7 separate regions of the Mus musculus genome follow, and all the other regions are linked to region 5. Evidence: chromatin loops called from intact Hi-C (ENCODE). Cell type or tissue: heart. All regions are shown on one strand. Links, peaks and the distances in the headings refer to the core of each region. The heading gives the core; the rest is flanking DNA. Region 1 holds the start of Gm33206 (a long non-coding RNA gene). Region 2 overlaps Mecom (MDS1 and EVI1 complex locus). Region 3 overlaps Mecom (MDS1 and EVI1 complex locus). Region 4 overlaps Mecom (MDS1 and EVI1 complex locus). Region 5 has its middle 5.1 kb from the start of Mecom. Region 6 overlaps Mecom (MDS1 and EVI1 complex locus). Region 7 overlaps Mecom (MDS1 and EVI1 complex locus).

What was found. Peaks named below come from ENCODE experiments on the same cell type or tissue, not always from the same donor. Only the 100,000 strongest peaks of a DNase experiment are listed, where the experiment ranks them.
Region 1: a loop joins it to region 5, with 6 times the contacts of the local background. A loop is called at or near these places in 5 of 42 quality-filtered maps.
Region 2: it touches region 5 in a loop (7-fold over the local background); 25 of 42 quality-filtered maps call a loop at or near these places.
Region 3: it touches region 5 in a loop (7-fold over the local background); 5 of 42 quality-filtered maps call a loop at or near these places.
Region 4: it touches region 5 in a loop (2.5-fold over the local background); 4 of 42 quality-filtered maps call a loop at or near these places.
Region 6: it touches region 5 in a loop (2.9-fold over the local background); 5 of 42 quality-filtered maps call a loop at or near these places.
Region 7: a loop joins it to region 5, with 2.3 times the contacts of the local background. A loop is called at or near these places in 7 of 42 quality-filtered maps.

What each region holds. Positions count from the first base shown.
Region 1 is chr3:29,888,694-29,893,237 of GRCm38, reverse strand. Gm33206 (a long non-coding RNA gene) reads left to right here and starts at 11. Exons shown (of 6, transcript XR_880724.2): 1 at 11-132. It overlaps Mannr (Mecom adjacent non-protein coding RNA), which reads right to left and starts at 2,221. Exons shown (of 2, transcript NR_110437.1): 1 at 1,989-2,221. In heart, for the core only: a CTCF peak has its summit at 2,322 (motif pointing left); no DNase peak of the experiment used is centred there.
Region 2 is chr3:30,012,930-30,017,473 of GRCm38, reverse strand. All of the region lies in intron 2 of Mecom (MDS1 and EVI1 complex locus), which reads left to right. Among named protein-coding and RNA genes, the nearest start is that of Mecomos, 4.7 kb to the left of the region's middle. In heart, for the core only: a CTCF peak has its summit at 2,036; a DNase peak (open chromatin) is centred at 2,023; H3K4me3 peaks cover 473 bases; H3K27ac peaks cover 1,054 bases.
Region 3 is chr3:30,158,083-30,162,626 of GRCm38, reverse strand. The region is part of intron 2 of Mecom (MDS1 and EVI1 complex locus); the gene reads left to right. Among named protein-coding and RNA genes, the nearest start is that of Mecomos, 140 kb to the right of the region's middle. In heart, for the core only: a CTCF peak has its summit at 2,092; a DNase peak (open chromatin) is centred at 1,146; H3K27ac peaks cover 716 bases.
Region 4 is chr3:30,360,141-30,364,684 of GRCm38, reverse strand. The region is part of intron 1 of Mecom (MDS1 and EVI1 complex locus); the gene reads left to right. Among named protein-coding and RNA genes, the nearest start is that of Mecom, 150 kb to the left of the region's middle. In heart, for the core only: no CTCF peak of the experiment used is centred there; no DNase peak of the experiment used is centred there.
Region 5 is chr3:30,512,543-30,517,086 of GRCm38, reverse strand. No RefSeq gene overlaps it. Among named protein-coding and RNA genes, the nearest start is that of Mecom, 5.1 kb to the right of the region's middle. In heart, for the core only: a CTCF peak has its summit at 1,855 (motif pointing right); DNase peaks (open chromatin) are centred at 1,876, 2,466 and 2,936; H3K4me3 peaks cover 2,655 bases; H3K27ac peaks cover 2,189 bases; H3K27me3 peaks cover 698 bases.
Region 6 is chr3:30,103,138-30,107,681 of GRCm38, reverse strand. The region is part of intron 2 of Mecom (MDS1 and EVI1 complex locus); the gene reads left to right. Among named protein-coding and RNA genes, the nearest start is that of Mecomos, 85 kb to the right of the region's middle. In heart, for the core only: no CTCF peak of the experiment used is centred there; DNase peaks (open chromatin) are centred at 1,021 and 2,031; H3K4me3 peaks cover 1,380 bases; H3K27ac peaks cover 3,313 bases.
Region 7 is chr3:30,207,140-30,211,683 of GRCm38, reverse strand. The region is part of intron 2 of Mecom (MDS1 and EVI1 complex locus); the gene reads left to right. Among named protein-coding and RNA genes, the nearest start is that of Mecomos, 190 kb to the right of the region's middle. In heart, for the core only: CTCF peaks have their summits at 2,347 and 4,134; no DNase peak of the experiment used is centred there; H3K27ac peaks cover 798 bases.

The DNA of each region.
Region 1 (4,544 bases), core at 358-4,357, 620 kb after region 5:
CTAGGAGGGTTCCCTAATAGAAGGAAATGGACCACCACATATGATTAATTGGGGAAAAGTGTCTCTTCCAAGGAAGCATGAAATTCCTCTAGGAACTAGAGCGTTCACACATGGGATTCTTTCCAGCTTCACGTAAGTCATGATAGACAACGGGTTGTACTTACTATGATTACACTAACATAAATTAGAGGTAATAATATGTATTTTGCAGTGATGGTTTAAATCTGATATATTAGTGGCTTCATAGAAAATATGTGATAATTCATGATTTTAAAATATAGAAGTAATTCAAATGGTCAAAAATAATAATTGCTCATGGGTTATGTTGAGAAGCATATTATTTTCCAAATATGAAACAATTATACCTTCTCTAAATTCTGACTCATCATTAAGGAAGCTATTCTCAGCAAGACAGAGGTCACATTAAATAAAGGTCCTTTTGAAATGTAGTTCATTATAGTAGTTACAGGTTCAATATATGACTGAAAATCAATGAGCAGACAGTCAGTTAAGACATCTAGAAAAAAATTAAAATTGCTTAAATGCCAGATTGCTGGCTTGTCCATAAATAGAATATTAAGGAAGAGCGTATTTCTTTTGAAAAGCAAAAATTTTTATACTTAAAATATGATAATCTGAACTGATTTACAAAATAACCTAAATGTGTAAGTTGACTGAATACCATCTATAATTACTTTGGAAAAATTTCAATACATAGTTTTCTTTCTTACTATTTAGAATCTGTAAATTACATATGCTGACTTTAATTAATAGATTTTTACTCTCTGTCACTTGGTAACTGGAGATCATATTTTAAGCATTTTTTAGATTTATCAAACTAACTTTTAAGATTCTCTGAGAATTTCCTAGAGCATAGAAATAGATTTTGTGTGTGTGTGTGTGTGTGTGTGTGTGTGTGTGTGTGTGTGTGTGTGTATGTGTGTGTGTGTGTTTTATTGAATTTGAAAGTAACACACTAATTGTTTTAAAACCAAAGCATTCGGGGAAACGAAACGGTGGAAGAAAACAGAAACAAATCATTTTTAAGACTCATTCCCAGGGGGGATTGCTACTTTGAAAATAACATACAGATATTTTCCTATGTAGCCAAGCACAGTTTCTTCCTGTGTTGTATCACTTATGGCGTTTAATACTCACTATGAATTAAAATTCCTCCTGTGTTTTCAGGGCCAGCACGTGTACGTGTATTTTATTGTCAGTGTCTTTTGTCAAAGTCTTGCTGCACCTCTATACCTTTATTTTTACAAATTTGATTTCTTTGAAACACAATTTTTATTTTTTTCCAGTTCTCTTTTACTATTGAAGCCTCTACATTGAGTTCATCGGGTTGTTTTCACAGTGTTAATTCCCAGCGAGGAATTGTCTCCGTTAAAGGAAACGCACATTTTAAAGCTTGTCGCTCTACCTTACTTTCTAGCTGCTTCCACATCTGCCCCACAGGCTGTGTCATCTTTCTGTTAATACAAAGCATCAGGATCGTGCTGTTTTCAGCACAAACTCTGCTAACACAACATTCTGCCATTTACTAAGCACAAACAATTTTCACATGCATATTGACTGTGATTCTAATTTCGTGAGCTTGGAGTAATTCTATTTTATTTTACTGGCTGTTCAACTTTTTCTTGAACAGATTTATAGTAACTTCTCATATACTAATTCTGTTCCTAGCCGTTTGTGAATTCATTTTTTTTAAATTCGCTTTTAAAATTCATGGTATTCAACATATTAAGTCATACATGGCAAAGCTAGTGTGAGCAAAGAGGGTAGAGAATATAGAGAGTTAGGGAAGAGGTTTAAGAACTATCACGATATCCTCCAAACACCACTTTATATGATAGTTAAGCTATAAGAGAAAAAGGTAGAATTAGAACTGTAAAACATTCCTGGTTGCAAACATTTGAAAATACTGGTCATGTTCTAAGGGATGCCCAGGCCTGCCCTGTGGGACTCTGTCTTGTACCACATACCTTTGTGTCTTGTATATTCCACAGGGACAGGGCAGAAACTTCTCAAGACACCCCTGAGCTCTAGGCGAGAATATTTTTCCATTTCACACATGAATATGGGTTTCCTGAAGGTCTAATTCCAGGTTCTTTCCTGATAATTTGTTGATCGTGTCGGCATTGACCTTCTTGACTACATAGCTTTTAAGGGGGAGAATGGACTCCCGGACTGCCTCTCCAAGTCCATGAACATGAAGTCCATCGGACTTTCAAACTTTCCTAATAGCAGAGGGCCCACATCAGTGTGACTCTGAGTCACTGAGTGAGCTTTAATTTCTTACTGCTCTCTTGTGGCCATTCAAATGAACTGTCCAAAGACCTAAAAATCCTATAATATTAATAGAAAAAATATTTTCCAGACAGTCATCATTTTGTAACAGAAAAAATTATTGTCTTGACATTTGAACATCAAAGCCAGAAAACAATTTCTTTTCTTCTTTAGGTATTGTGATGTAGTCTCAAAATTCAAAAGTAAAGGCTGGAACATTCTCTCTCTCTCTCTCTCTCTCTCTCTCTCTCTCTCTCTTTCTCCCTTTCTAATTTCTCCTCTCTTTTGTAAAGTCAACCACACAGTTATTTCTCTATGAAGTCATCAAAAGAGTGAAGATTGAAATATTTCTGGCTATTCTGAAGATAAAATAATGCAGTTCCCAGCTTGTTCTCTTGCTGTGGTTTTGGGAGTATCTGCAGTCTGTGTTTAGTCATCATAATTTGAAACAGTCATTTCTTTAAGGAAGAAAGCCTTCAAATGCAGACTCTATACTTGAATGCAAATACTGCACAGTTAATAAAAGTCGCCCTGTCATGTTTGTGTCTTATGATGTTGTTTGTGAGTAGAGTGGACTCAGGCACTGCAGTCTAAGGAATTCTAAGGGGGAGAGAATGTGCTGAAATGCTCTTTCCCTGCAGTTACATCAGTCAAGTAAGGTATAGCCTAACAACTCTCTAATTCATTTGACTTAATTTCTGTGGCCATGTCTAGTCAAGAATACTATGGTTTAATCACAATTATGAGCAACTGTGTTGGAATTAGCTTGTGCACATCATATAGATAACTCTTCTACGGGATGAGGCTCATGCTGTTCCTGGCATCATTCTATAGCCACAAAGATGGTTTCAGAGGATTGCCGGGGGCGGGGGGTGTGAATCCCCAAAGGCTATAATATCAATATGTGAAATCTTGACCACTCAGTTGCAGGATTGTCTCCTGAAGATACTGGCTCACAGAAGTTGTAGTTTATTATAAGACAAACAAAACCTAAGCATGCCATAAAGAAATATAAAAACAGAATCATGTTAAACATCACAAACAAGAATGATATAAGGACATATCTGGCCATGAAGATCAAAGGATGGTTTCCTGAGAATGTGACGCAAGAGTCTAGAAGCCACAAAGAACAGAAACGATGGGGTGATTAGGAGGACCAGCATGTACACAGGCTCTGCCCTGAGAAGAGTGGAAAGTTTTCATAAGATAAAACAATGGCCAATACCTTCAGGAAGAAAGCAGCAGAGAGAACAAAGTAACTTAAAATTGAGGTACAAACATCTTATGAGCTCAGCCAGAGTTAGTTCATCTTGACTATAAGAGAGAAAAGAAGGCATCAGCATTCTCTAAGTATAAGACCTTCTCATGTTTGAAAAGGTTGTTCTCCCAGGTACATAGACAATGGAATTAAAGAGGTCAGAGGGCTGAGAAGCAAGTCAGTTGAAATTTCCAATAGTTCACATGGCAGGTAACAGACATTTACAAGGTCTGAGGAATATGGGTAAAAACAGAGACAGGATGTTGATGGCTCAGGGCTTGAACATCAGTACTAACATCACAGAAGGTTATTATCAGCATTCTAGCTTCAATAGTGGGTGTGCTTCCTCAGCAAGGATGGAGAGGTGACCAGTTGGGAGGGGGAAAGTTGAGTTTAACAGGTACATGACTTGTCAAAGTGGACATATAATGAAGGAAATTGTACATGATGACCAAGATTTCAAAGGAAGGACCTGTGAAGGAGAGATATGAATGGAGTTGATATTTAAGTACAGGAGGAACCACAAATATTAATGAAAAGATTTGACTAAAGGGGAAAATAATTAGTAGTATGCTAGATAACTAGGACACAAACTAATAACCTCACTAACAATTGTAGATCTAACATGATAGATATTTCCTCATATCTTTGCTCCTATTAACTCATCCAATAGCCCCGATTATTCTATGATGGAGATACTACTGTTATCCCTTCTTTCTGAGAATATTTCCATGTGTGTGTGGATATCCAGGTGTGGGGGGATGTGTATACATGTGTGTGTGGATATGGAAGCTAGAGATTGTGTCAGGAGTCTTCTTCAAGCACCCTCTCTCATATGTGTCCAGGCAGGGTTTCTAAGTTAACTCCAGGGCTTGATGACACAGCTAGTCTAGCTATATAGCTTGCTTATGGAACTTCCCATTGCTGTCTCCTGAGTGCTGGAAGCACAGACAGGCCAGTACACCCACTGGCACTGATATGTGTTTTGGGAATG
Region 2 (4,544 bases), core at 153-4,152, 500 kb after region 5:
AGCAGTTATTGTTCAGCCAAATGTCAATTTCTCAAATTATTTCATGCTTCCCAACTGTATGAACGGTATGAAGCAGGATTTCACAGATAGTCTGTGAAGGAGAGACTGCATATGAGATGCCCCCCCCCCCAAAAAAAAACAAAAAACAAAAAACAAACCCATACATTTGCTTGGTGTTAGAAGAAAAAAAAAAGTCAGACTTGGAGTTCAATGGCTGCTTAGCCACCCCAAGAACCCAGAGCTGCAGAATTAAAAAGACTATACTTAGGCTGAGGTTATAAAGGGCCTTCCTCTATAAACTCAAAACATAATGTCAGGGTGAATGGGAGCCTACTTTATTAACTTTATGGTATTGAAAACTGCCAGCAAGTTGTCTTGTTTTTAAATACCGTCCTCTGCAGAGTGTTACAGGGCCGTTTGTCCACAGGAAGCCATTAAAAGTGGACAGTGCAGTCATTTCATCTGGCTTTCTGTGGACTGCTTTTCTTTCTTTTAATGATGTGCTGGCATGTACCATGCCCATAGGGCCTCCATTAGCTGGACTCTTGCTTCTGGGACAACCCTGAAGTTTAAGGCTTAAAAGAGGCATCGGTTTACAGTCCTGTGGGAATCACTTGGATACTGGGGCGCTGACTTATTACCGCTTTAACTAATATATTGACTTATTTTAAATAAACAGTTATACCATGAAGGCAGAACCCATGGCCTTATTGGAAATCTTTGGGCCTTTTAAAGATTCTGCAGTCCTTGCAGCCTAGGGAGGAAGGGAAAGGATTGCGGAGGGTTTATACCCATTTCAAACCTGGAAGAAAATGCATTAACCCCTCCCACCCCAGCCTGGCCATCAACCAGTGTGTGACTCCTAGAAAATCTACCCACTCTGCTCAAACTGAGAATTTCCCAATGTTGTCTTCTTGGTAAACAACAATTAAGAGCAATAAAGAAAAGAAGCGTGCCATGGCTAGTACTGAAAAGCGGTTTAAAAGTATGATTATTTAAGAAAAAAAAATCTGATCGCTACTCTGTAAAAATCTGATCGCTACTCTGTTGCATGCATTCTCAAAGCCATACATTGCTTAAAGCCGCCTCCTGCCTTCCACTACCCTGGTAGTTAGATCAACTTTCCTGATCCGGGCTTGCAAACTAAAGCTGGTTCGAGATTAAGGTAAAACCATTATTTGTAATAGTCTATTGCAAGGGCGGTGCTAAACTCTGCAGAACAGGCGTATTCCTGATCACTGTGGAGCAGAAAGCAGCTTTGCAGTGGCTTAATTTGTAGCTGGTAACTACTGTAAACAGATTTCTCTAGAAATCCAAGGAGTAAAGGGAGTTGGTGGATTTGGCTCCTTGTATTTATTTATTGTTTTAGAAGGCTCCTAACTAACGGGAAGCAAGCTTACAGGGAAGCAAAGCACACTCCTTGCAAAACTCTGCCCTCTACCCTTGTTTGAGCCTGTTTTTCTTCGGATGGGGTAGATCTCCTAATGGGTTACTATTGGAGAGAGGCAGGGAGGAGCGCTCTATCACTTATTGTGAGATTGTGGGACTTTTTCTCTAAATTTCAAGTTATGTTAAGACAAAGCAGGATGGCTGTCATCATGTGAAGTTCCTGCCTCATATGCAAAAGAAGACGGTGTTGGGAGGAGGTGAGGGGAGTGGGGACCAGGAAGCTGCTGTTAGACTTTCTTCGCCCAGATAGATGCTTGTGATAATGCCGTGTAATCTTTCCTGCAGTTTATCTGTTGTACAAGAGTGAGAATCACAGCACCAATATTGATACTATTTAATAAGAGACACATATTAAACGGATAGCGGTAATGTTAGAATGGATCCTCGCTGTCTTTAGACACATCTCTCAAGGTCTCAGGGAGGAAATTAAGGAAATTCAGAGGTAGGAGCATCCTCCACTCAGGCAGTTTCCCAGGGTCTGTGTCTGTGAGACCTGGAGGCTGCAACCAGGCTGTCAGATCCTGGTGGGTTCACCTAGGTCGTTGAGGCTGCAGGCACTGTACTTTATTTCGGGATACATCGCCACCTAACGGCCTCCAGCCGTACCTGCAAGAATACCATCTAGACCCGTCGCTCCGCCTCCCACACCAGAAGCTAATGTAAGTGGGGAGAAAACAAAACAAAACAAACAACAACAACAAAAACCTCAAAGGTTTTTTTTTTTTTTTCCCTGAAATGTGAATTTAGTTAGGACCTGTCACTGATTTCCCAGGACCTTTGTGTCGCCACCAACCTTTCCTGCTTTTCTGAGAAGCTTTGAAAAAGGTTAGGCAGTGGGTGCTGCAAGGCCAGGGTGGGGTGAAGTAGGGGCTTGGAATGGTTTGGGGCACTGAGCACCCAGACCCCCTGATCAAGCTGAAGTGTCTGAAGCACTCAGTTCCCCAGATTACTTGTATTTAATACACAATGCATCATAAAACAAATCTCTCATCCTGACAGGAAGAAAATAGAACAGCTCATAGCTCCAGCTATTCCAATTTATGGCTAAATTAAAAAAAAAAAAAAAAGTAAAAGAAAAAGAGCACTTCAACAATGGGCAAGTTGAGGAAGGGCCTAAGATCAATGCAGGGAAGCCCAGACTCCTCATGATTCTCAGGCAGGGCTCTATGGGAATATCTCAATGCTTAGGTTATTTACAAAGGATTTTTCCCCTGTCTTACCTACTACTGCTGTGAGATCTCCCTCCCCCCCCCCCCCCCCCCCGCCAAACAATGGCCATTATCTGAAATAACAGTTCAGTGTCATAGATAACAGGCCACCAAAATGAATTAGTCACCACCTCTAGTCATTTACTGTCACCTGCTTCCTTGTCTTCTGACACTATTTTTGTTTTTTGATCAGCATTTTGGGGAAAATAAAGATCTACTGGATTTTCACATTAACTTGCCCTTGGAGAGAAAGAAATGTGGGTGGTACTGTGAGTCCTGATTCATAGATAAAAGTTTAATGTCAGCACACATTCTAAGCCTGTGAGCTGGCTCCACCCCTCCCAAGTACCTGTTCCTAGACCTAGGCATTTTACTAAATTTTCCATTGTTGAGTTGAGAATAAATTGGATCTGAGGGCTGGCGATTTAGCTCAGAGGCAGTTCTCTTGCCTAGTGGGGGTTGGGGGTGGTTGTCCTGGAGGTGTTTCTGTCTTCTCTTGGTGGGTAGGTGAGCTGTATCTTTCTATTTGCTTTTATAAATGGAGTTTTCTCATCAAAAGCATTTATTCTCAATTAAGCGGTGGGTTTAACATTTTTTTTTCCAAATTTATCTACAAATAAACACATGGATTCTTATATTTTGCCATCCTCTATCCAAATTCTTTCACCCAATGTCATCTCTGCATTGTATTGATAGAAAGTGCCCAAACTTATTATAAAGTTATCTAATATATAAAATATGAATCACTAAAAGCAACCACTTGCATAACTTGACTCTGGGGAAGTCATGGCCTTTTGAATAACTTAGAAAATATTCTCAATCTACTACAATCTATTTGTGAGAGAGATATGAAAATAATGCTTTAGATTTTAAGATTTGTTCTTGTGTGTGTGTGTGTGTGTGTGTGTGTGTGTGTGTGTGTGTAGGGGTATTTTTAAAATGTACACATTTCTGGGGACCTAACTATAAAAAGGAAAGGAATAAATTTAAGTAGAAACTTAAATTATATTTTATTTTAAAATATGCTTAACTGGAAACTGGAAATGTGTGTTAGTTTTCACTTTTGAAGCTGCTGTCTTGAGACTTTTAATGCGAGCCAGTATCTCTTTATCCTAAGAGTTGCCCTGGCCCTCTTCAGAGCTTCCAAACTACCAGCCTGCCTGGGGAGGCACCCTCACACCCCTGAAAGCAATTCTCCACCCTATCTTTCCCATCCCCCACCCAACTCTAACACAGACTCTCTCTCTCTCTCTCTCTCTCTCTCTCTCTCTCTCTCTCTCTCTCTCTCTCACACACACACACACACACACACACACACACACACACACACACACCCTTGTGCTCAGGACATCAAAACCAAAGAGATTTCCCTGGGGAAACAAATCCTGCCTGGAGAAATTTCCCCATTGGTTGTTTATCGGCAGAAATCTACATGTTTCTGGGGATGGTGCATCTATAATCAGTCTGTCCCTATAGGACTTGGGTCTTGGCGACCTTTTTGTGACCTCTCCCGCCAGAGGAGGCTGCTGTCACTTTAAAAATTTACTGAAAGAGGAGCCCGTCGTCTGGCTTCCGACCACTCTGGAGATAGCTCCCTTTCTCCCTCGCCCCGGTTTCTTTCTGGATGGCCGAGCAGATCCCCTTTAAAGAGACAGTTCATGAAATAGAAACCCTGCGGCTGGGCGCGGAGTGGCTAAAGGGGACGAGCCGGTGAGGGTCTGGCCCCGAGAAGGCTCTGGGAGGACCTGGGGGGCCGTCCTGGCCTGGCAGGCCCCCTACCTTCGCACACTTTCCTCCTGCGGGTCTTGCCCCTGGAGCTGCGACAGAGGAGTGGGAGAAGTTTTAGTAGGTTTCAGATAACTTTCATTACACATCGGGCTGATAAGA
Region 3 (4,544 bases), core at 371-4,370, 350 kb after region 5:
TTTAAAATAAAATGTATCTATAACTTAAATAGCATTAAAAAGAAATCAGACACTTTTAACACAGTAAAAACAAACAGACTATTTTGATAACACTCTGGGGAACATGCTAGAAAACTATTGAAAGTCTTTTATTTTCTGTAATTAAACAATTCAGTTTTCATAAGAGCAGAACACTTTGTATAGACAAGAAAAATACTATAATACTTAATCTATAAATGTATAGAACCTGAGCCCAGGTGTGGAGAGCACCGTTCACTCACGTGTCGAGTCATAGGAGCACCTGCAGTGTTTAGGGCGGATGTGTGCTCAGAGCCACAGCTGCGGAGCCCTCCTGCAATGCCTCATGATAAGGTGTTGCCATGAGCACCTCTGAGACAGTTTGCACGCTTGGTTTCTAAGTTGCTTTTGGTTGCTGTGAATTCCTAACTCTACTAGTGATACCTTTTTCATCACTCCACATCCAGGATGGTAGGGATTAAAGTTTCAGGAGCTGTGAAATTGTGGAGTGGCTGTTACAGCCACTGGAAGGCCATGGCTGACCATACTTGGCTATACAAGTTCATATCAGTAGTCAGTGGCATCCATGCCTCAAGGCTGAAGCTACAAGTGAGTTGTCTGAACTGTAGTTCAAAGTTGTGGAGTACCTAATGTTGGCTGTACAGTGTTGGAAGAATAAACAGTGGCACACTTGGAATGCTCAAAGTGAACTTTACAAGATGCTGGTGTGGGCAAGGAACACCATAGGCATGGCAAAAGCCTTCTACTATGAAGGTCACCAGGTGGGTTCTTGCTGTTTCACTTTTCTGGCTCTCTGGTTATTCCCCTTCCATCCTATCTTTGCGAATCAAGCAAGTTTTGTAATTGCCTTCATCTATAGCTGGCCCAGGAAAGGCTGCTAAAGAATATTAGTGTGAGTGTTTATGGAAACCTGGTTTTGGTTTCAATTGGAAGCTGCACTATAGCTAATCACTTTTGTCCTTAAATGCTGTGCAGTCACTGAGGGTGGAGGGTGAACCCATAAGGATATATCCTACTGATGCACACTAAGTGCAAAGCCATGGTGGCTTCTTCAGACAGTTGCTCAAGGGCCTGCCTTCTGCTCTGCCAAGACCTACTGGAGCTCTGCTTGCTTTTCCTCACAGCTCTCTGCAGACCCGAGAGCTGGCAGGATGCCCCTGCCCTACCCCGAAGCTTTTCCTGTGTCCTGGTAGAAGAGTCAGTCTAAGATATCACTGTGATCAAGAAAGCCATGCCTTCTGAGTCACTGAGCCAGAGGAGAGGCCAAGGACAGCACCCCTTGTTTGGGGGAGGGTCTCTGGGTGTCTGACCATCCCAGAGACTACAAAGAAAGACCTGGCTCTAGTTTCCTTTCTCTTTCAGTAAACATACGCCTCACTTACTGGAACCTGGTTCAGTGAGAACAGTGTTCTGCCTGAACAGAGCATTGCCACGTCAGGCCAGAGTGAGGGTGGTGTGGTTCCAATAGACAAAACCAGTACAACCCATGACTGACATGTGACAGAGTACAAGGGTCTGGAAAGGGAAGATCCCACATCCTTCCTCCACTCCCAGTTCCTTGCTGCGGGAGGAGCACTGGTCTCCTGTTCTCTGTGTACAGTGGTTTAAGAAAGCTGGCTTTGCTCTGCCTTTGGATTCAGAGGAGATGGAGTACAGCTCTGGGAATCCCAGGTCGAATGCACTAAATGAGAATCTAGTACTTATTCTGATGGCAAGAGGAAGAAGCAATGACTAGCGGGTAAAATAACACCACATTGAAGCACAGCGACAATGTGAGAGGCCCTGCTGGCTGTCTTACGTGCAGCCACAATGCTGGTTCTAAGACACCATGGAAATATACCCTGCATGCCAGAAGTTTGTGTAATAAGGTGTGCTAATTTCAGTTATGGAAAACTTAGCTTTCCGTACTTGGATTTCATTTCAAAAGAGATTTTGTATTTTTTAAATGCATTTGTTTTCCTACAGCGACATGTGTCTCTGAGATACACCTGATACTACTGTATAACTTCTGAGTAGCGGGTTCAACTCCACCCTTTTTTACATCTAGGTACATTGACATTTGCATATGCTGCCACCAGGTGGTGGCAAATCCCTTGAGTCACGTGTATTTTAACTTTGAAAAAATCCCATTAAATTAAAAAAACACTAAAATATTTCTTTAAATTATATCTTTAGATGCTCAATATGTAAAGTAAGTCAGCCAAATTACGATAGCAAGAGTGGGAGAGAAGTTTCAAAGCCCAGTACCATTTGAAAATCCCCATAATGCTCGTATTTTATCTGGCATTAAGATATGAACTGTTTCTTCAAATAAAAAAAGAAAACTTAAAGAATAGAAAAAGTAATAGTCCAGAGCAAGAAAAGGGGATGGAGAGCACTTCCTAGAGCCAGGAGGAAGGTGGTGGAGATGCTGTGGAGTGGAATTGATTCTGCATGGGTGGTGGGAGAGGCAGACAGGCTTGGGAAAATGACTGTGGTAAGCCTTTTCCTCTGGGGCTCTGTGTTGGTGGAGTTGTGTCCTGCAGAAGCTTCTGGAAGGAGGGCTAGCGTGGAATGCTATAGCTGAATCTGTGATTGACGTGGTTTCATCAGATGATCAGATTCATCTTTGTCTAAATAGTCAACCCAGAGTTGCAGCTGGGTCCTCAGGTTCAAGGGCCAAGTCTTCCAGCGTGTGGGGTTCCAGGTGGCCGGCTTTCGATTTCTCAGTGCTCTCCTGTGCCGCTAGAAAAGACAGAAGGTAAGAGGCACAGCATGCGCAGACACTTGTTTTACCACCTTGATAGGGTGATTCTCCATGGCACACATGATCAGCATTAGAAACAATGCCTCTCCACTGGCTAACACACACACTTCCCATTGTGGCATGTGTGTGTGTGTTTGTGTGTGTGCGTGTGGGTATGTATGTGTGTGTGCTGTGAGAAGCTGTGTGTATATGGGGCATGACTGTGTATGAGGACAATAGCAGATGCCATGTATCTTGCTCTATCATTCCCCGACTCATGTCTTTTAGCAGGTCTGTTACTGAACCTAAAGATTACTAATTTTTTTGGTCAGACTGACTGCCAGCAGGCCCAGGGATGCTCCTGTCTGCATCCACCAGGGCAGGGTTATAGGTGTGGCCAGTTATGCCTGCTTTTTGTGTAGAAATTGGAGGTTTAGGTTCTGATTCCACATGTTTCCACTTCCCACTGAGCCATTCTCCTATCCATCCATCAATCAAACCATCTTTAAAAAACTAAGCAGCAGCAACAGCAACAACAAACAAATACTGCTCTTGACTAACTGTAGTAGCTGAGTACAGAAATCTAATTATCCTCCAGCAGGAAAACAGAGGAAGGGTTCACTGGCAAAGCAAAACAAAGACCCCACCAATCAACCAAACAAGAAACTCCAAGCGGTGGTTAATGACCAACCAATAAAATAACCAGGCACCTTGGGTCATATAGTTATTGAAAGAAGGGAGGGGGTGAGGAGGAGGGAAAGAGAGAGGGAGATGGAAAGAAAGGGGAATGGAGGGAGGGATGGAGAAGGGAGGGAGGGGGAGAGAGAGAGAGAGAGAGAGAGAGAGAGAGAGAGCTCTTGATTAAGTACTAATTACTAATTAGTTTCTAGTTGACTTGATTGACCAAGAGAAAGAGTTTCATCATGAGAAAAACTGACAGGAACACTAGAATGAATATAAACTCTCCTAAGGGCCTGGGCTGAAAATTCTCTATCAACTCCAGTTCTCACTTGTTATCAGGGGCCAGCCAGGGTTCACTGGCTAGAAACCCATAGCAGCCTCTCGTGCACCCGAATGGCAAACAATATGTCTGAGAGAACGTACCTGGAGTCTAGAAAAATTCTGCATATTTAAGGAACTTTCTAGTAAGTAAGAAGACAGGAACACAAGACCAAAATACACAGTGTTTGGTGATGATGACTGCTCTAGAACTCAGAAGAACCACAGTCAACAAATGTACTTGGTTCATCTACTTGGAGAGAAAACCTGAGCAATTTTCTCAATGATAGCAGAAAAACCCAAGAGCCTACCAGACTGAGAGCAAACAAGTGATAAAGGAGCCTATAGAAGGAGCCAGCAGGGTATAGCAGGAGACTTTATGAACTAGAAGAGCAGCCAAAGACTCCATCCCACCCAGGGGCTAGATGTAGTGTTGTTGTTGGCCTATATGCTCACACAACAGCAGCAAGGCAGGGATGAGCCCACTTAAGGGTCCCTGGGCAGGAGACCTTGATCGTAGCTCTACACTTAGCTCTCACAATGTAGCTTTTCTCTCCGATTCTGCCCATTCTGTTCATTTGTGTCAGCTGTTTCTTCCCAGAACTGAGATTTCAAATACACTCATCAGCCACCTATTGGCAAGTAATGGCAGCAATGACTATTGGTGTGTAGCCTACAGTTGAGGTCTTGGCCAAAACAACTCCACTGTGCTAGGTTTTGGTGGCCCATGTAGTCCTCTTTTCTCTGAACTGACATCCTTCATCCTAATATCTGTGATTGAACATTAATAAACAACACTACC
Region 4 (4,544 bases), core at 277-4,276, 150 kb after region 5:
CACTACCTAGCATGCTGGCTAACTAAATGGATAGATAGACTTCCATGGACTCTCATTGACCTGGTATTGTTTGGGGACATTTTTATGAGCTACATTCTACCCTGGAACTGCTAATGTTTTGAAAATAGCAGTAATTCCAGAGAGCTTTTCCCCTTTGTCTAGTAGACTGTTGAAAAATTTTAGAGATCGGGGTATGTTTTTGGTTAGTTTGAGAAGAAAAAGTCTATGCGTATAAACCAGAGGAGAGGATTCTCCCCCTAGATAGAAGTCCTGGGATAATCCAGCAGCAACTTATTTTTTCCCATAACTCTGAATGTCTACAGTGCAAATTGGGTTAGTATTTACAAATATAGAAGACATAATCTGCCTTGAATGGAGCAACAAAAATCACAGTGCTTTGATAAATCCATCCTCTTATGAACGAGCCTCAACTCTAGTTAATCTCTCACTGAAATCCAGCAGCTGGGAAGAATTTCTTTCTTTCTTTTTCTCAGTGATTAATTAATCAATTATTGGGTACCAGCCCACCCTGGGACATGTAGTTGCAGCAGGGCTAAACACATCCTCTCCCACTGAGGCCCAACCAGGTAGTCCAGTTAGGGGAAGGGAATCTAATGGCAGACAACAGAGTCAGAAACAGCCTTGGGGAGAATTTCTCAAGTTCATTTTCTCCCTAGGTTAAGAGGCTTGTCTGGAAGTAGCCAACAAGACTTAAGAAGCAACAATGGCCCCTTCATCATTTAGCTCCTGATCTCTGGTCTCTCCAGGGCTTCCTGCAAAGGCAATGATGATTTTAATTGCTTATTTATTAATAATTCATCTATTGTCTATCTATCTATCTATCTATCTATCTATCTATCTATCTATCTATCTATCTATCTATCTATCTATCTCTGTCTGTGTGCCTGTCTGTCTATCTATCTATCTATCTATCTATCTATCTATCTATCTATCTATCTTCTATCTATTTCTGTCTGTCTGCCTGCCTATCTGTCTGTCTATCTATCTATCTATCTATCTATCTATCATCTATCTATTTCTGTCTGTCTGTCTGTATGTCTGTCTATCTATCTATCTATCATCTATATCTATTATCATCTTTGTTATACAGCTCCTGGTATTTTAGATGCTTATTTTGATCCCTGACCAGTGTCACCTAGAGCATTATTGGTGATGACAGCTGGTTACTTTCAGGTGACTTTAGTTGTTTGGTGACTTGAGAAAGTTCATATTGCCCATGCCACAGAATGAGTTCCTAACCCGCAGATGCTGTTTTCTTTCACCTGGATATTGCTGCGTCTGTCTGCTATTGCTTGTGGTTTGAAACTGCAGATTGGTTATGATTTCAGATGCTCTGCTGATCCAAAGTAATCAGGGTCCAGTCTCCGTCATGAGCTGACTCTTAAAGAATCAGAAAAGATGGGTTCCTTGGTAGCCAGTCAGGAAGATATTCCTGTCTCTTTGGCATTAGGAACATGGAGTCCCTATATTCCAAAGCCATGCAGAAAGCAAACTGTGAGAAACTTCTGCAGCACAATGTGTTTGAGCCTGGTTTTGGAGTCAGAGCCGGTTTGCCTCTCCGTCTGACATGTGGGTTGGTAACACTGAGCGTAAAGTACAAGACAGCAACAGAGAATCTGAGCCCAGAGAATATAGCTCTGCACAGGGCCTTTTCGTGGTACAGCTGTCCACGAATGTCAGCTGAAAAGCAGATATTTGTTGTTAAAAGCAGGCAGATAACTGACTGGCAAAAAGAGGTGGACAAGATAGGGTCAATTTAGAAGAAAATGATTCCCTTTCCTCTTAACCAAATATGCTCCCTTCACTTCTGCTGAAAGTCCATTTGTCACGTTCCATGATGACTGTGTGTGTACATTTTCTCCAGTGGGTATCACAGAAGGCACTATCTAATAGCTTACTCATTTTAAGCATCAATTTATGGATGTTGTTTTTATTGGCTGTTAATGAGAATTATCATATAATTATAAAAAGTATAACGTGTTTGTTTTTGCTTAGGTATATTTTTAAAAATTTGAGACAGAACTTCATGTAGATTGGACTAGCCTGTAGTTGATGGTAATCTTCTGATTCTCCTGTCTCTGCCTCCCAAGTGCCAGGATTATACACAAAGTCCCTACCATCAGTGTTTGTAGTCTGGGGTGGGACCTACAGCCTGGTGCATGCTAGGCAAGCACCCTGCTGATCAAGCCACATCCCTATTCTCCATCTTGCTTATTAAGGATGGAACATTAGAAGTCTTTGGTGTTCAAATGGTAGTAGCCATATTTCTGGCTATTTTCTTTAAATATTTTCACACATTTTAAACTTTAACAGCATTATTCAATATTATGTGTGTGTGTGTGTCTGTGTGTGTGTGTAAGGGTATATGAATGTGTGTATATATGAATGTGTGTGTATATGGGTGTGTGAGTATATGTGTGTGTATATGTGTGTGTGAGTCTGCAGGCTTGTATGAGTGTATGTGAATGTGTGTGTATATGGGCGGTGAGTGAGTATATGTGTGTGTGTGTATATGTGTATGTAAGTCTGCCTGCATATATGAGTGTATGTGACTGAGTGTTTGTGTGTGTAGGATGCTTACATTCTATCAGGAAGAAGAAAGCTAGACTATTGAAGAGATGCTTCTTGGAGTTTGCTCACAAAATTCTTTTCTCCTCAAGCAAATACCAAGTCTGGCATTTGAAAAATGCTTTGAACTATTTTTGTGGAAATTACTGCACAATGTTAATGTATTTATTTTATAAGCATAGGTAAATCTTGCAAGGCTTTCTTTAATGCAGAGGCTCCTGGTGTGAAGCATGATGGGACAAGAGACAGGTGGGATGCTTTGACTTTAATACTCAAGCTTTTGTTTTCAAACTTTAAGCTATTGAGTTTAAATTGTTAAGCCCCCTCCCACATGTAGGATTTCATTTCCAGATGTCTTGTTTGAATGTGAAAGAGAACCCTTTGCTATATTTTCTTCTTGATTATGAGCTTATGTAGGGACCCAGGAGGCCAAATAGTGTGGTAGGGGAAAACAGCGTGGTGCTCAAAAAAAAAAAAAAAAAAAAAAAAAAAAGTCTTAGAGTCAGACAAACTGAGGTTAAAATCCTAACTATAACCTGCTAAATCGATTACCTTAATTTTTCTTCCCTGTAAAATGGAGATGATAATGTTGGCTTTCTATGGTGGCACTGAGTATTTACTTTGTGTCAATAAAGGATAGCTGCTGTTTGTCTGGGCTGCTGGCCCTGCTGGAGTTGGCCAGTTCCCAGCTGCCCAAAACATAGGCCGGCGCAGTGGAGTGAGTGAGTTGGGAGTCATAGAAGCATAGAATAATATTGTTGCTGGGGTCTGGCCTGGGGCATGATCCCTTAGCAGATCCCCCCGGCTTTGCCTGTAGTACACTCCTTTGAGTAGAAGGACAGAGCTGCAGAAGGACCCAGGAGGGCTGCCATGGTGCTGGACCCAAAGGTGAGGGGTGGCCTTTCGGGCAGGGACTCTGCTTGGTTCTATCCTGGCTTCTCAGGAGGCAGCTGTTCTTCCAGCTGCCAGATATGGGGGTGGGGGTGGGCTCCTATGGGCAGGCCTGATTTCTCGTTTTCCTCTTTATTATTATGCTGAAATGATTGACCGAAGAGGCCCAAATAATTACGTTCCCCGTGCTTCGTTATTTTAGGGGTTGAGTTGAATATGAGGACAAGTGACTTTCAAGTGTACCAGCTCTCTGGTGTGTCAGGAGAGTGATGCACAGTCTGACGTGTAGTAAACCCCAGCAGTGCTCAAACGGTCCCCCAGCCTCTCACACTACCAACGGTGCCCACACACAGTACTGTCCCTTACTGTACCGAGGAAGGGAATGGGAACAGCTCCTTTACCCATTCCAAGTGGCAGGCACTTTCATAATCAAATCTAACATTATTAAATTACAAATAGCCTTGTTTGGGACTCACACCTGAACCAAAGGCTTGATGCTGCTCTCGAGGCCTCAGTGGTCAGTGTGAGCAGGCACAGTCACCCTTCCATCAAGCCCTGCTCCTTTTTCTGAGCACTTGGGTCCTGCTTAATTCTTTACCATCAGAGCCTCTTTCCCCTGCTCCTTGCTTCTTGCAAGCTAAATCTTTAGTCAGGGCTTCCACCCCAGCCCTAGCAGTCCACTGTTAGCAGGGCAGCGGGAAGTTGGCCTCATAAATTATTTGGTAGAATGCTATGTTTTGACTCTGTGCTTAATTGTTGTTGAGATTTGGGTTATGTCATGGTCTCTTTTCTTTTCTTGTTTGGAAAAGATTCTTTTTATTGCAAGAACTGTAGAGATCACTTGGACTCTGGGCCTTTGGACATGTCCGAATGCCAAAGTCGGAGCAGGAATACTGGAATGGTTTCTTCATGAGCCCTTTAAATCCCTTCCTCCTCAAATTGGATTTTTATTGTGTTTGGGTCAGTAAAGCATGCAGCTGCAGACAGGGCTGTTGTGAAATATCAGGTGTATATTTTCAGAGGCGTTAGCCCTGGCTGTGACCCAGCTCTGATGGGGTAGTAAG
Region 5 (4,544 bases), core at 145-4,144:
TCTCGTGCACACAGCATTTTTTGAGAGTATGTAACCCAAACCCACGCACACACTGGTGCCCATTCAAGCTGCAATGTTAAAGTGAAGATCCAGTTACAGCAATTTCATATACATCAAACCCTTGGGTTCTGCTGTGTGAAGAGACAGCCCGCTGACCAAAGAAAAAATATCCCATTACAGCTGTGAATGAGAAGACAGAGCCCAAGACCACACACACACACACACACACACTCACACACACTCACACACACACACACTCACACACACTCACACACACACTCATACACACACTCACACACACACTCACTCACACACTCACTCACACACACACACACACACACACACACACACACACACACGGGGAGGGGGCACGTTGAGGAGGGGAGACAGAAAGAGAGACAGAGAGGGATCCTTGTCATTATTCTAACTTTCAAAACAGAGTTTAGAGCAAGTCTCTTTTACAAAGTAAAATCCATACGTAGTGTTCTGTATATTATTTTTAACCCCCACAATATTCGTGCAAGATGTACATAATTATTCAACCATACAAAGAAGAAACTCAGTTGTTTGCCTGAATTCACACAGTTGGTTAAAATGGGATACTATATTTGAAACTTCGTTGGATCAACTCTTTAAGATATTAAAATCTGCCGAGTGTGGTGGTCATCACCTTTATCTCTGTATTTAGGAGGCAGAGGCAGGGGGATTTCTGTAAGTTCTGGGCCAGTCAAATGTTTGACTTTGTTTCTTTTTTTAAAAAATCTTAAGAATTGATCTTGCTGGATGAGGATTTATCTCATGTACAGTGCCCATAAAATCTGAATATGGCTATCTCTTAGCAACAGCAGACATGGCTATGCAGGAGAGAAATATGCTCATGCTTCAGATGAAAATTTCAAAATTCAATCTAAGATGCCGCCTTCAGGATGTCCACAGCGAAGAAGGGAATGAGTAAACAAAAACTGTAAGAGCAGGGAGGAATAAAAGGCAGAGACTTGGAAAGCAACGGAGGGAGAATGGGGGAAGGGCTGCCCATCCTTTTGGGGGATCCGGGAAACCTTTAGGTCTTAGAGGCGTTTGGCTTCTAAGATCCAAAGGCAACAAAACTGGGAGACGGGTTTCAACAAAGGACAGAGAAGGTGTAGGTTTTAAGTGAGTAGAATCAGACACTACCCTTTTCGCGACTAAGGCAGGAAACAGGGATTCAGCTGCTGAGGTGATTTAACAAGACAGAAATCTTGGCCAGATACTTTCAAGAGTGGTGTTTCCCAAAAGTGCACTATTTCGGTGAATCGTCTGGGAAAATGTCTTTTCGAGTTGGTCGGTCTAACCCGGCCCTGAGGTTTTGAGCTTCTAATAGTGGTAATGGTCCAAGTAATGGTGGGCTTCTAGGAGCATCCGCGCAACCTGCAAGTGAGCTCAGAAACGCAGAGTGCTTGAGCCTCACCTCAGACTTCCTGGATCCGAATCTGCATGTTAACAAGATCCCCAGGTGATTCGTGCGCACATTAAACTTTGGCAACATTCTTCGAGACGATTCTTTGTTCAATGCAAAGATCTAAAGAGGGCCTCTGGCATTGCACGCCAGCAGTCTGGCTTCTTTCTGGGGCTCCATATCCCCCAGGACTTAAAGATTTGTGCCCGAGTAGCAGCTCCTCCAGATCTTAAGCCGGTAGCAGCGCCGGGAGTTGTTCTCGTCTTAATCCTCCTCGCTGGGTTCCTTCCCACCCTAACTCGCTTCCCTGGGGCGCCCCAGCTGTGTCCCACCCCCAGCCTAGGCAGCTACTGTGCACAGCTGGAGCCCTCCATGGCTGGAGCTTCCGAGCTGCGGCGGCGGAGAGAGCCAGGCGGGGGCGCCGCAGACTAGGCTGTGCGGGAGGAGACCGCGCCCGGCGCCGGGAGCCCAGAGAGGGCCTCCAGAGAGACGCGCGGGGGAGCGCGAGCTCCGCGTGGGCTGCCAACCCGAGCAGCCTCCGCGCCACCCTGGCGCGGTCGGGTACCGCGTGAGTCGCGGATCACACCGTGGAGGCGGCGTGTATTACCTCCATCCGTGGCCCTTCGTACAGGAGCTTCCAGCCTCGAGGGCCAGTTGTCAGCGGACTAACTCTGAGAAAGAACCCGTTATCATTCCGAGCTGGCTGGGGAGCCTGGGAGGTTCGGATTGATGCAGTGACGATTTAAAACCAGCATCGCGCTTCCCTACAAGCCCGCACCTTTTTTTTTTTTTTTTTTTTTTTTTTTTTTGGCTTCTGGGAGCAGGTGGATGTTGCAGGGAGAAGGAACAGGGTCAGTTTGCCAAGAAAACTGGGCTCAAAAGCGCTATTTACAAAAGGGTGACATTTACAATGTGGAGGAGGTGGCTGGCCAGCGGAGGCCAGCCGCTGATCGAACCTTATGTGCTTGCTTTTGACCGGCCTGCAGCTTTACGCGATTACGGCTGCGCTGCAGAGCAAGGATTTCGTAGGAAGAGGAGACTATAAGTCGCGGGGTCTGCATGCAGCTGGGAGGGACGACCTTGCATCCCCCTCGCCGCTGGCCAGATGCACGGTACGCGAAAGCCTAGCAGGCGCCCCGGCTCTCGCCTTGCAGCGGTGCGAAGCGCGGATTTCCCCGCCAGTAGCTTCGTATTCAAGGCCAAGCCGGACTGGCGATTGAGAGTTAACACCTTTTCGTATAACGGGCTGAGGCAGGGGATACGAGTCTCAGCCCTTGCCGAAACCCACGAAAGTGTGCGTTTCTCGTTTCTCGTTCGGAGGATGTCAAACAGAATTGGGAGTCTGAACATTTCCAAAAGCTTCCGTGTGTTCTGTCTCGAGACCCATCGGATTTGTTCAAACTTTCGCGAGTGTGTGAATGTACGCGTGTCTCCACCCTCTCCTTCTCCCCTCCACCCCCACCCCGCCCTTGCCGGCCGAAGTCGTCCTATATAGCGATGATAAATATCCCTGTTGATCACTTGATTGATTACCTCCCTGAAAGGTCACGCGGGCTCGCAGTAATTTCCTTTTGCCTAAGGCTCCCTTTTCACTTTTACTCCAGTACGACAGCTCCGAATGCACGGGATCTTTATTTTTGATTTTAACCCCTAAATGCAACCCCTCCCGAAAACAATGCAGACAAGAAAAATCGAATAAAATCAACTCGAGACCTTTCTGTACACTCTCAGCCTCCCTCCTGGTCTTTACTGCTTTCTTCTTTCTGGTCGCCTCCACCCCCTCCTACTCCGGCCCCCTCTCCCCAGCTCCAATGTATTCTGGATACTGTTTAATAGATGAGTGTCTTGCAAGTAAACTCAGGCGTCCCTTGGGTCTGCATTTCATGTCTGTGACGCTCTCCCTTTCTCTCCTGTGGACTGAAAATTCGGATTTAAACCACCAGACAAGCTATTAATTTAGCTAGGCTACCCAGGGTCCTGAACCCAATTAATTTCTAATAATTATAGCCCAAGGGGGCTAGATAGATCTCCCTGCCTCTTTCTTTTATTGCCACACCACGCCACCGAGGTCAGCGTATAATAATAAAGTGTATATTTTGAAAGCGATCCCCAGAACGAGAGAGTTATTGCAATGAATGAAAATTGTTTCCATTTTGGCTAATTGAACCCCTGGCCGAAAGCTGGACTCTGAGACTAAATAAAGAGAACTGTTTCATTTCAACATGAAGAGACTCCTGCCTACCTCTGGTCACCCAGCGAGAGTTTAATTTCTTAACAGCCAACCTGAAACTCAGCGTTGGGTAAACAGTATTAATAATTACATTACAATGATTAAATTAATCTTTCTGGTAGCCAGGCAAATGTAGGTTTCGATTCAATAGCATGTAGAGTTCACTGCACAAAGACAATAGGCCAAGAAATACCTCCATAAAGAATTCAAACTTTCTTCTAAAGGTACTGTGGGGTTGGCTCAATTATAGTGCCAGGAAAGGAAAAAAAAACATTTCCGGTTCCTTGCTGTTTCTAGCATTAATTAAAGACACAGTTGGAAAGAGGAATACTGACCTGCCTCTTCCTTTTCAATAGTTTGTCTTCCTTTCCACTCCTACCTCTATCTCCCCATTTCTGCTCAAAGAAAGGAAGAAAGGAAGGACGGGGGTGGGGCGGGGAAACAACACACATGTGCACACACACACACATCCCAAACAAACCCAAACAGTTATTAAGCTCATGAATTTTTCCAAGTTGTCACCACTTCCAGAATGCCAGTTTCCATAGAAGGAAAGGCAAGAAAAACTTGTCCTAAGTCTGTCCTAAGTCTGTCCTAAGTCTGTCCCCCAGGAAACGAATTCGAGCAGAAGGAAAGGCGCGTGTGGGGACAGAGAAAGCAGCTTCAACTTCACCAGTTTGTCAGCCCCCCCCCCCTTTTCCTGGACTGCTTAGATCTGTGGTCAGAGGTGTTAGCAACTCCAGAGGTGGCAACAGAAAGTCACCTGCTGTGATCTCACGCCTGGGACTGGGGACAGGTGGACTTGACAGGGAATGAGAATCCGCTGGGGCAGCCGCAGGGAACCACCTCATAGCCGGCGGTGAAGGTCCACAGCCATCT
Region 6 (4,544 bases), core at 139-4,138, 410 kb after region 5:
TCAATCAGATGGGAGACCAAACCTGCTTGGGAATATCTATAAAGAATTTTTTTTACAATATTGTAGTTTTTCTTATAAAAACACTTAATTGAAATGCCTAAGAGCTGCCCAGCCCAAAAGTCAATAAAAACCCTAGAATAGAGTTTATAAGGGTTGTCTATGTACATAATTAAATCCTTCAGGCACTTTAAAACTCTGCAAAATAAATGGTTATGCAAGAATAGCCTGCTGAGAGAAGAAACGCTTGTATCAGCTTTAACCAGCTACCCTGTGTTCCGTCTTTCTGGGCTGGAATGAGAAAGCTATTAGAATCCTGGAGGACTGCGGGCCACATACAAATCATCTTTGTTACTCACACTTGGGGGGTACTTTATAGTGGCTGTCAAGACCAATACAAAACATGGTTTGTGTCTGAAAAAGTCAAGTGCCATTACTTAAGAAAGAAGATACTAGCTACCCAAGTCAGTGACCAACATCCAGGATGTTTACTGAGTTTCCTTGTTAGAGAGAGGTACAGGTTTATTATTGCGCCCGACTGAAGTAGACTGACATGCAGGTTTGCATTCTAGATTTGATGGGCCAGCAAAGGTTAATTACTTGCCGTGATCTATGTGGAGCAGGAATAAAGGAGATGAACCATATTTCGATTTCATCAACGTTCTTCGGGGAATATATAAAAGGATGCTATTATTATGTGTGGGTAGGGGTTGGTGCGAAGGGGCGGGGGCATTAAAAAGAAAGTTGTCTAATGAATGTAGCCAATAGAAAAGTCCAAGGTTTTTTTTCTCCCCCCTGGCCCCTCCAAGTTATGATAAATGATAGCACACGGGAAAGATAACCTAGCAGGAGAGTGGGATCGCCAAGGCCAAATACTAAAACTCCCAGCTGACGGGGCTCATACACTGCAGCCTCTGTTCATGTTTATTTTTTCTGCTCACTCTTGGTTTCGTCAATCAGTATGATAGACGATAAGTCCTGACTAGAGCGGCCCGCGTCCTGCTCTCTCACGGTGGGTAGCATGTTGTGGTTGGCGCCGCGCAGTCGGAGCATCGCCCGCACCCGGAGCAGCAAGGGATGAGGTTCGAGCAACTTCCAGCAGCCAACTCCTTGGAGAATACCAAACAGGAACGTTATCAGCAGAGAGTGGGGCTGCCAAGAAACTGACCACACATTAGTACCTTTGTTTGGGTAGAGTCTAAAGGGGCTGTAGCTCAGACTTGAGACACTTTCTGTTAAATCATCCCTGGTGTTAAGTGTTAAAAGAGAAGCTTGTTAAAAAAAAAAAAAAAAGAAAGAAAGAAAGAAAGAAAGAAAGAAAGAAAGAAAGAAAGAAAGAAAGAAAGAAAGAAAGAAAGAAAGAAAGAAAAGAAACCAGGGCTGATGGCCCCAGGCAGTCCTGTGACAAGACTCTTCCCAGTTAGAGACTGAATTTGTGGACTTCCTGAGCTGAGGTATATAAATGGACATCAATTTAAAGAAAAGGAAAGAAATCCTTTTTAGTCTCCTCTTTACTTGTAAATGCATCTTTACTTGTAAATGCACACTATCTGCAGCAAAACAGCATAAAAATTCCTGCAAAAAGAAGTCTGTGGGCACAGTGGGGGTTGGGGGCTGAAACACTTCTTAGGTCGCCAACAGCTCATCAGATAAATGGAATTTCCTGACTGCTATCCACAGATACTAATGTTGTTTATTTAATCCCTCAGAACTAACACTCTGCATTTCTTCCTAAATTGTTGGTTGTTTTTTGTTTTTTGTTTTTTCCCCTCTATTTCTCTATTTCAGACACTGGAAACTTTTAGAAACATTTTGATATCACTATTTTTTTTCTTAGTTCATTTTGTAGGAGCTTAGTGAGTATTTAAAAAAAAAAATCAAGAATGTCCTGACTTGATGCAGTGAAGGAGCCAAAGTGAAATTCTTTTGATATCTCGTGATGCAACCAGTGGCCAGACATTTCCTGTTCAGCGTTTCCCCCTGGGAATTCGGGTTTTCTTCCTTAAGAACACATGCACTGGACATCTCCAGCACTGCCCTGTCTGAAATTTCAAATGAGTGACCCACACCTTCCCTCCAAAGTGTTGCTTCACAGTAGGAAGGGAATGTAAACCGGACAGCTGGCTGCCTACACAGCTTTTCTTTGCTTCAGAAACTTTGTGGACTTGCTAGAGAGTGCTCCTTCCTACCTTCAGACTCGGTCCCTAAACAAGGCAAGCATTTTCTCATTCCGACTTCGCGTCCCTGGTGCAGTCCCTTGGAGCTGCTGATGTCTGTTAAGCTGAAACTCAACACGGGAATATTAGTTTTATTTCGGTTAATTATGTTACTAAGAGCTCATGAACCTTAAGATTTAGGGCTGGTCTGTTTCTAGTTAGGCTGCCAAGTTTTCGGCTTGATGGAGGGGGTCTGTTTCATTCTCCGTGGCCTCTGCACCTCCGTAACCCCTGACTTCCTCTTTTCCTGGATCGCAAGTTTACGTTCTCCCCTTCTGTGAGAAGATTGAATGCTTATTCAACTCTGAAATGACTATGGTCACAAAATATCAACAGTGATTTTTAATAGATCTGTGCCTATCAAAATATTGTTGCTGAATAACAGGGTAGAGGTAGTTGTGGCTGCTGATAGTAAGGAATCCGACTGTTAATAAAAAGCAGACAGGGGCTTGAAACAGTACTTCCAGAGTTGCAATTTAGACACTTTATATTACTTTATTTAGTGCAACACCTGCAGCTACTCACATTGCTGGTGGCTGAAATAATCCAGGTCCACACAGGGAGAGTATTAGAATTTCATTGTGCTATTTGTGCTTACTGTTTAAGCCCTCCTCATAGGGGAAAGCATTAGCTAAGTGTACAGTAGATAATAAAAAACGGGATTTGGCTCATCTGTGGCCCTTAAATCTGCCTAGTAAAAACCTCCCTTTGTAATTAGTATCTGACTTCCCTTGTACCTCTGCTGGGCACCTGGGGGTGGGCAGTGCCACAAGCTGCCACTTGTTAACGTTTAGTCAGTTGTCCCCACAGTTTGTGGATTTTATGATCAGGCCCTCTTCTGAGCCTTGGCCAGTGTGAACTTCCTAAGCTTTCTGCAGATGCTATAATGGATTTCGGATGGAAGATGATTGTACCTCAACAGGACAAAGAAGGTGCTTCACATTAAAGCAATAATACAAAGTCATTCTTCACCTTTAATTGACAGCCCAATTTAGATTTCAGAGGATGCTTTCTAGTGATGTTCTATTTTAATGTGAACTCCAAAGGGTTGATAAACATCAGTATATAGGTGTAAAGAGTTCAAATCAAAAAGTTTCCTCATCCAGGCCAGAGAGAGAGAGAGAGAGAGAGAGAGAGCGCACTTGAGGCTATTTCTCATTCCTGAAGAGGTACACAGTTCAGTGGATTCCTACCCCTCGACTTGAATTGCTCAGGGTCCACTGAGACAAGCCATACTGCTCTGCTTGTTTGGGGGTCAAAGAAGTAATCACTAAGGCCTTCCTTCAGAATATTTTTAAGCGTTTAGGGGAGATAAATAGCATGCGGAGATTTTATAATCATGATCCGAGTTTCCAGATAGCTGTCCCACTTCCTAAGCTCTGCTTGCTGAAGTTTATTTGGTCACTGAAACATTAAGCTTAAGCAGTCCTGTTCTTTCTACTTTATGAAAATGTAGACAGGAAATTATCAGCAAATTGCTCGTTTAGAATTAAAGGCAGGAAATGAACTTCAGTAGTTGAATTCTTGTTGTAAAAGCTTCTACCTAAAGTACAAATGAAGCCAGAAAACCATGGGTTTTTTTTTGTGTTGTTGTTGTTTTGTTTTTTGTTTTTTGTTTTTTTTTAAGTCTGAGTTTGCTATATCAACACAAATAGACTTAAATGAGTGTCCTATGTTTCCCCCAAATGCTGATGCATTTTTTGCAGGATCCATAGCTATTTGTCACTAATTTCCTGACAATCTAAAACTATAACTAGTCATCCTGGTTTTCTCAACCTCTTATTAAAAAATACAATTTCTTAAATTGCATTAATAGATGAATGTAGGCTATGACCCAGAAATCATAACTCTGTCAATTTATTACAAAAATATAAACATCTCTTCAAGTTTGAAAACTTGAAATTTCAGAACTTTCTATTAAAGCCTTGCTTATAACACATGAATATATATTCCTAAATAGTTGCTAGTTTCCCTCCATGGGGCCTTTTTTTAGCTATTCCTTTTTGAAGCTTGTTAATCAGATTTTATTCTTTGTGTGTTATATTGTTAGTATGCCCAATACATCAGTGGTATCTACAAAATAATTCCTGCACTTAATTTTCTTTTATATTTTTGTGCTGTCACTTTTATTTCTCCCAATATTTCAAACACTCTAATATTCTTTAAAGTTTTCTTTATTGGTATTACATTATTTAAATAAACCACAGACATAATTCTCCCCCAACCCAATGATGTGTACCGTGTCTGACTGCTTTGATTACTGTTAAGGAAAAATGAATTGCCTTACATTAAACTAGGAAAAAACCCTCAAACTTCAGCCTAACTTTCAGC
Region 7 (4,544 bases), core at 201-4,200, 310 kb after region 5:
TGTAAAGGACTTCTTCCTTTTTGTTGATTGCACAGCAGCCTAATGAATAGATGTATCATTCTTTAGCTATTCCTGCATGGTTGAGCATTGGGGTTGTTTTTATTATTATACTTTCTCACTACTGCAAACAATGCTCAGTGAGTAACTAGGTTACATTTCTAATTATTTCACTGTTTGCTCATTTACCTTGCCAATACTAATCAATTGTCTACAGAGCAGCAAATATGGGTTTTTTTTTTCTTCTTAAGCATAGCATGATGCATAAATAAATGATCCTTTCTGCCAGTCATAGGTAAAAAGTAGTACTTCAGTGAATAACATTCCTCCTACTTATGGCACTAGGGTTTTTTTTTTTTTCTCAGATAGTTGAGTATCTCGCATGTTTCTTTCCTTGCTCACATATCTTTGGTTATAATACCTAGTTTCCAATCACCAGATGGGCATTTTACTTAACCCCACACGATTCTTACATATGTCTGACCTCTTCTATATTTGAACCCTGCCAACTTTGGGCTATGGTGAGCATCATAGTAAGTTGGAATGCAGGAATTTCTAGAAAGAAGACTGCTTGAAACAGGAGGTAATGTCTCACTTAATTTTATGATGAGACCACAGCATTTATCATTTTGGAAAAACATGCAGTTCCCGGTGCAAACAGAGCCTCCGGAATGGCTGGAAGGGCTGTATAAGGGAGGAGTCAATCAGGCTGTCACAAGGCCTCCAGGACAAGCACAGCCCTGGTTTTACTAGCTTCAAGCTAACATAGCATCCCTGTGTGTGTGTGTGTGTGTTTTTTTTCTGTCCCAAAGAGAAAACATGGAACCTTCATAGCATGATAGCGGTCTTGCTTCCCTAAGACCTTTGTTACCCTCCACTGAGCCATTTGCCTTCTTTAAGCAGGGGTGGGTGCCTCTCAGCTTTGAGGGCCTTTTTTACATTTCAAAGTAGGTAGGTTAAGATAAAGTCTCTTCACCTGTATTAGTACCTTTGGATTATTGACTTTTTACTGTTTTCATCAGTATGATGGAACATCAAGTGTGTTCTAGATAGCGTGGAGGTAACACACATGTGCTCCTTTTCAGGGTCCCGTAGGGTGACCGTGTCATTGTGCTAACACTAGGAAGCAGAGGCGTGCATTCTCTTTCACATTTGCTGGGCAAACTGCTTATTTTGTGTGCCTGAGGCTTAAAGGCATCAGCCAGTGCACTGGAATGGCTGACCTAACATGCGTGTACAGAAGTGGAATTTTGGAGATTAACTTGTATTTGACTTAGTTCAGGTCTCCTTGTAATGAGAAGTGCAGGGGCACAAAATTAATCTCTCCCAGTTTGTGGCTCTCTGGGGTACTGCTTGGTTATAGAGAGCTTGGCTCTTAAAAGTCTCTTGTGCGAAGGGGACTTTGCTGTCCTAGTCACTGGCTGCTCCTGGTTGGGGTGCGGGCTGGTTTCCTTGCATCACAGAAGCCCTGGGCAGGATGGTTCTGATAGCAGGTGAAGAGAGTGGTCTGGCTTCAAAGGTAAAATGGGGAAAATTTGGGCCAAGCTTGTCAGATGCGACACCTTCTTTTCTCATCTATGAAATCCCCATTTTGGTGAAGACTGCACAAAAGCTTTCAAGCCAGATTCCAAACCCGTGGAAAACTACCTTTTATTTATATTTTCAGCATGGTACTACAGCCCTGCTGCCGGGGAGGTGTAAGTCAAGTTGATATAATTTCGATTGATTTGCTTTTAAAAGCTTCGTGATGGCGGGGCGGTTGATGCCCCGATGCAGGTCTCTCACAATTGGATTAATGCACTTAACGAACAATTTGATCGCAGAATTTATTTCTACGGCCTTCACATTTACTGTTAAATGCACTTATTCTCCAGCAGGCGAATTAATCCCACCGTGATGCACAGCAGTGTGGCAGGGCTAAACTCTGGGAAGACTTGTCTGGGAGGACCTCTCTGACGCACCACGACTCCAGATTCTTCTTGCTCACTAATTTTTATCATCAGGCAGATCAGGAGTAAAATCCATGGGATGCATATCCCAGCCATATCTCTTTCCCTCTCACGGCCCTTTAACACAGGCAAAGGGTCAATGACAGAAGAGAAGGCTGCAGCCAGAAGTTCCCAGGGTACCAGATACTCATATATGCGCCACAACTGTTAGGGTATGGCATTGGCCATTCAAAGTTATGACTTTTGTTTTAGAAACTCCATCATGGCTGAATTCTAGATTACACTGAGTAAATGATTTTTTTAAAAAATATTTTTTAAGGAGTTATTTATTTTTGTTTTATGTAGTGGTGTTTTGCCCACATGCTTATCTTCTGTGGACATGCAATACCCACCTAGGCCAGGTGGTGGAATCAGATCTCCCAAGAGTGGAGTTACAGATGGTTGTGAGCCACCATATGGGTGCTGGAAAGGAAACCTGGGTCCTCTGGAAGAGCAATGAGTGCTCTTAACCACTGAGCCATCTCTCCTGTGTCAGCAAGTTTCAGATGATAATGTCAGAGTCCTAAGCTTTACTGACAAAAAAGAAAGGTCCAGGGACCAAGCTCATTTGCTAGTCCTTCACAAACCAAAACATCTTCAGACTCTTGTATCAGGACGGTCACTGGGATTCCTGGTTGTAGAGTACAACAATCCTGTCTCTGTCTTCTGCCATTGGTAGAGTTTGAGCACTTAATATTACTGTCGGAAAGGAGAGAAACACTGAAGGGTTGATTCATTTTCTTTAGATTTTATAGTAATTTTATAGCATTATTTGGGAATCACTCTGAAAGAATAAACAGTGGCAAGTATTTCTGGGCTATATTACAGCTTCTAGAACATTATGCCGGAAGTGATAATTTTATATAAATCCAAATACATCTAGACAAATTATACACATAAGGTATAGTGTTGCATTTTAGGTATCTTTAAAGAAACATACAATCATACAACACTACCAAACCACAATTATCCTCTTGGATAAGATTCCACAGAGACAGATTCTTTTGTTTACTTGGTCACAGCAAAAGAGAAATATTCATATTTATAATATTTATTAAAATAGATGAGAGTTAACACTACAAATTTTTAAGAATTTCTCAATTTTGTGGAGATCTAGACAAATCAAGTTGTTTTCAATTAGAAGACTGATAATTGACTCTTCTCTCTGGTCATATGAAAGTGGAGCTTGCAAGCAGCAGGTCTGTCAAGGATGGCCCTGCAAGATGTTTAAAACAATTCACCCCCTTAACTCATGTCTAAAAAGGTCTCTTGAAACTAATATGCTCTGTGGAGTTAAATACCCATAATGAGAACTCTGAAATCATGCATTCATAAAAGGTTTTGAAAACAATTACAGAAATTTAGTTAGACATTGATTTAAATTCCAATTAGCAGCAACCCCGAGATGTGAGTTTCTATCTGTAGCTGCCAATGAAGGCATTTCACAGAAATGCCTAGTAGACTGCAGCCATGGGTTTTCCTTCGAGTCCGGAGGAATTCACAGCCCTGGAGACAGCCAAGAGGCTCTGGTGTGCCTTCCTCCTCGGCCTGCGCTGCTGCCTGCTACACTTTGCAAGCATCTGCCAACAATGTCAGCACTGACCTGTCAGGGAGGATTTCCCAGTCCTGGCAAACCTCCGAAGCTTCTTTCTGACATCTTCAACGAACTAATTGTTGTCTCCTGCCTCTGTGAGTCCTCTGCAGTCCCAGTGAGTTAGTGTCGTCTCAAGGGACGAGAAAAGGGACTCAGAAAATCAATTTATCAGGCTATTAGGCATTGTCATCAGCCAAAACAAAAACTCACTAAAGACAGGAGGAAAAGTTGAAGAAATGGGTCCCTGAGAAAAGGTTACGCAGCATCCATCTTCTGTGCTCTTCTGACTGTTCCCTTTCTTTGCCCATTTCATACCGTTTCCCTCTGTTAAAAGACACTTTATGACAGGCATTGTGATTTCTTTGGGATGGAGGGGAACCTCTTCTTTCGGACACAGTCTGGGCAAGTTGTGAGTGACAGTGGGAAAGGGTCCAATTGCCACTGAGGACACCAGGCAATAAATCATTCTATGCTGGCACCAGCTGGCTGGACCAATCCTACTTCCTGAGTAAGTACCAGGGCCTAGAGGGGACAAAACAGCCATTGTCAGCTCCTAGTGGCCACACTTCTGCTGAGATCTCTCAGCTCCTTGGGACTGTTTGCAGGGCACGGCACATTTGGAATACATACTTAAATAAATTCCCCGGAAAAAGGAAGAGAGCCCGGAGTCACATCATTCCTGCACCCAACAGTTCAGAGCAGTTGTTAACCAGGGGAAATCTTCTGTTTTTCTTTTACACACAATCAAGAAACTGCTTCTATCAGCCACGGGCTTTCTGTTCTTAACAGTTTAAAATATAGAATTGTCCTCAGAAGTGAGTTTGTCAAAACAATCTGTAACAGATGAAGCAGAAACATTGTAAATAATTTGGGAGATAAATTTCTGTAATGATCTCATAACTTGGTGGGGTTAGGGATTGTTCTTATGTGTTCTTTGCAATAATTAAGTAATTAGATATGCTATT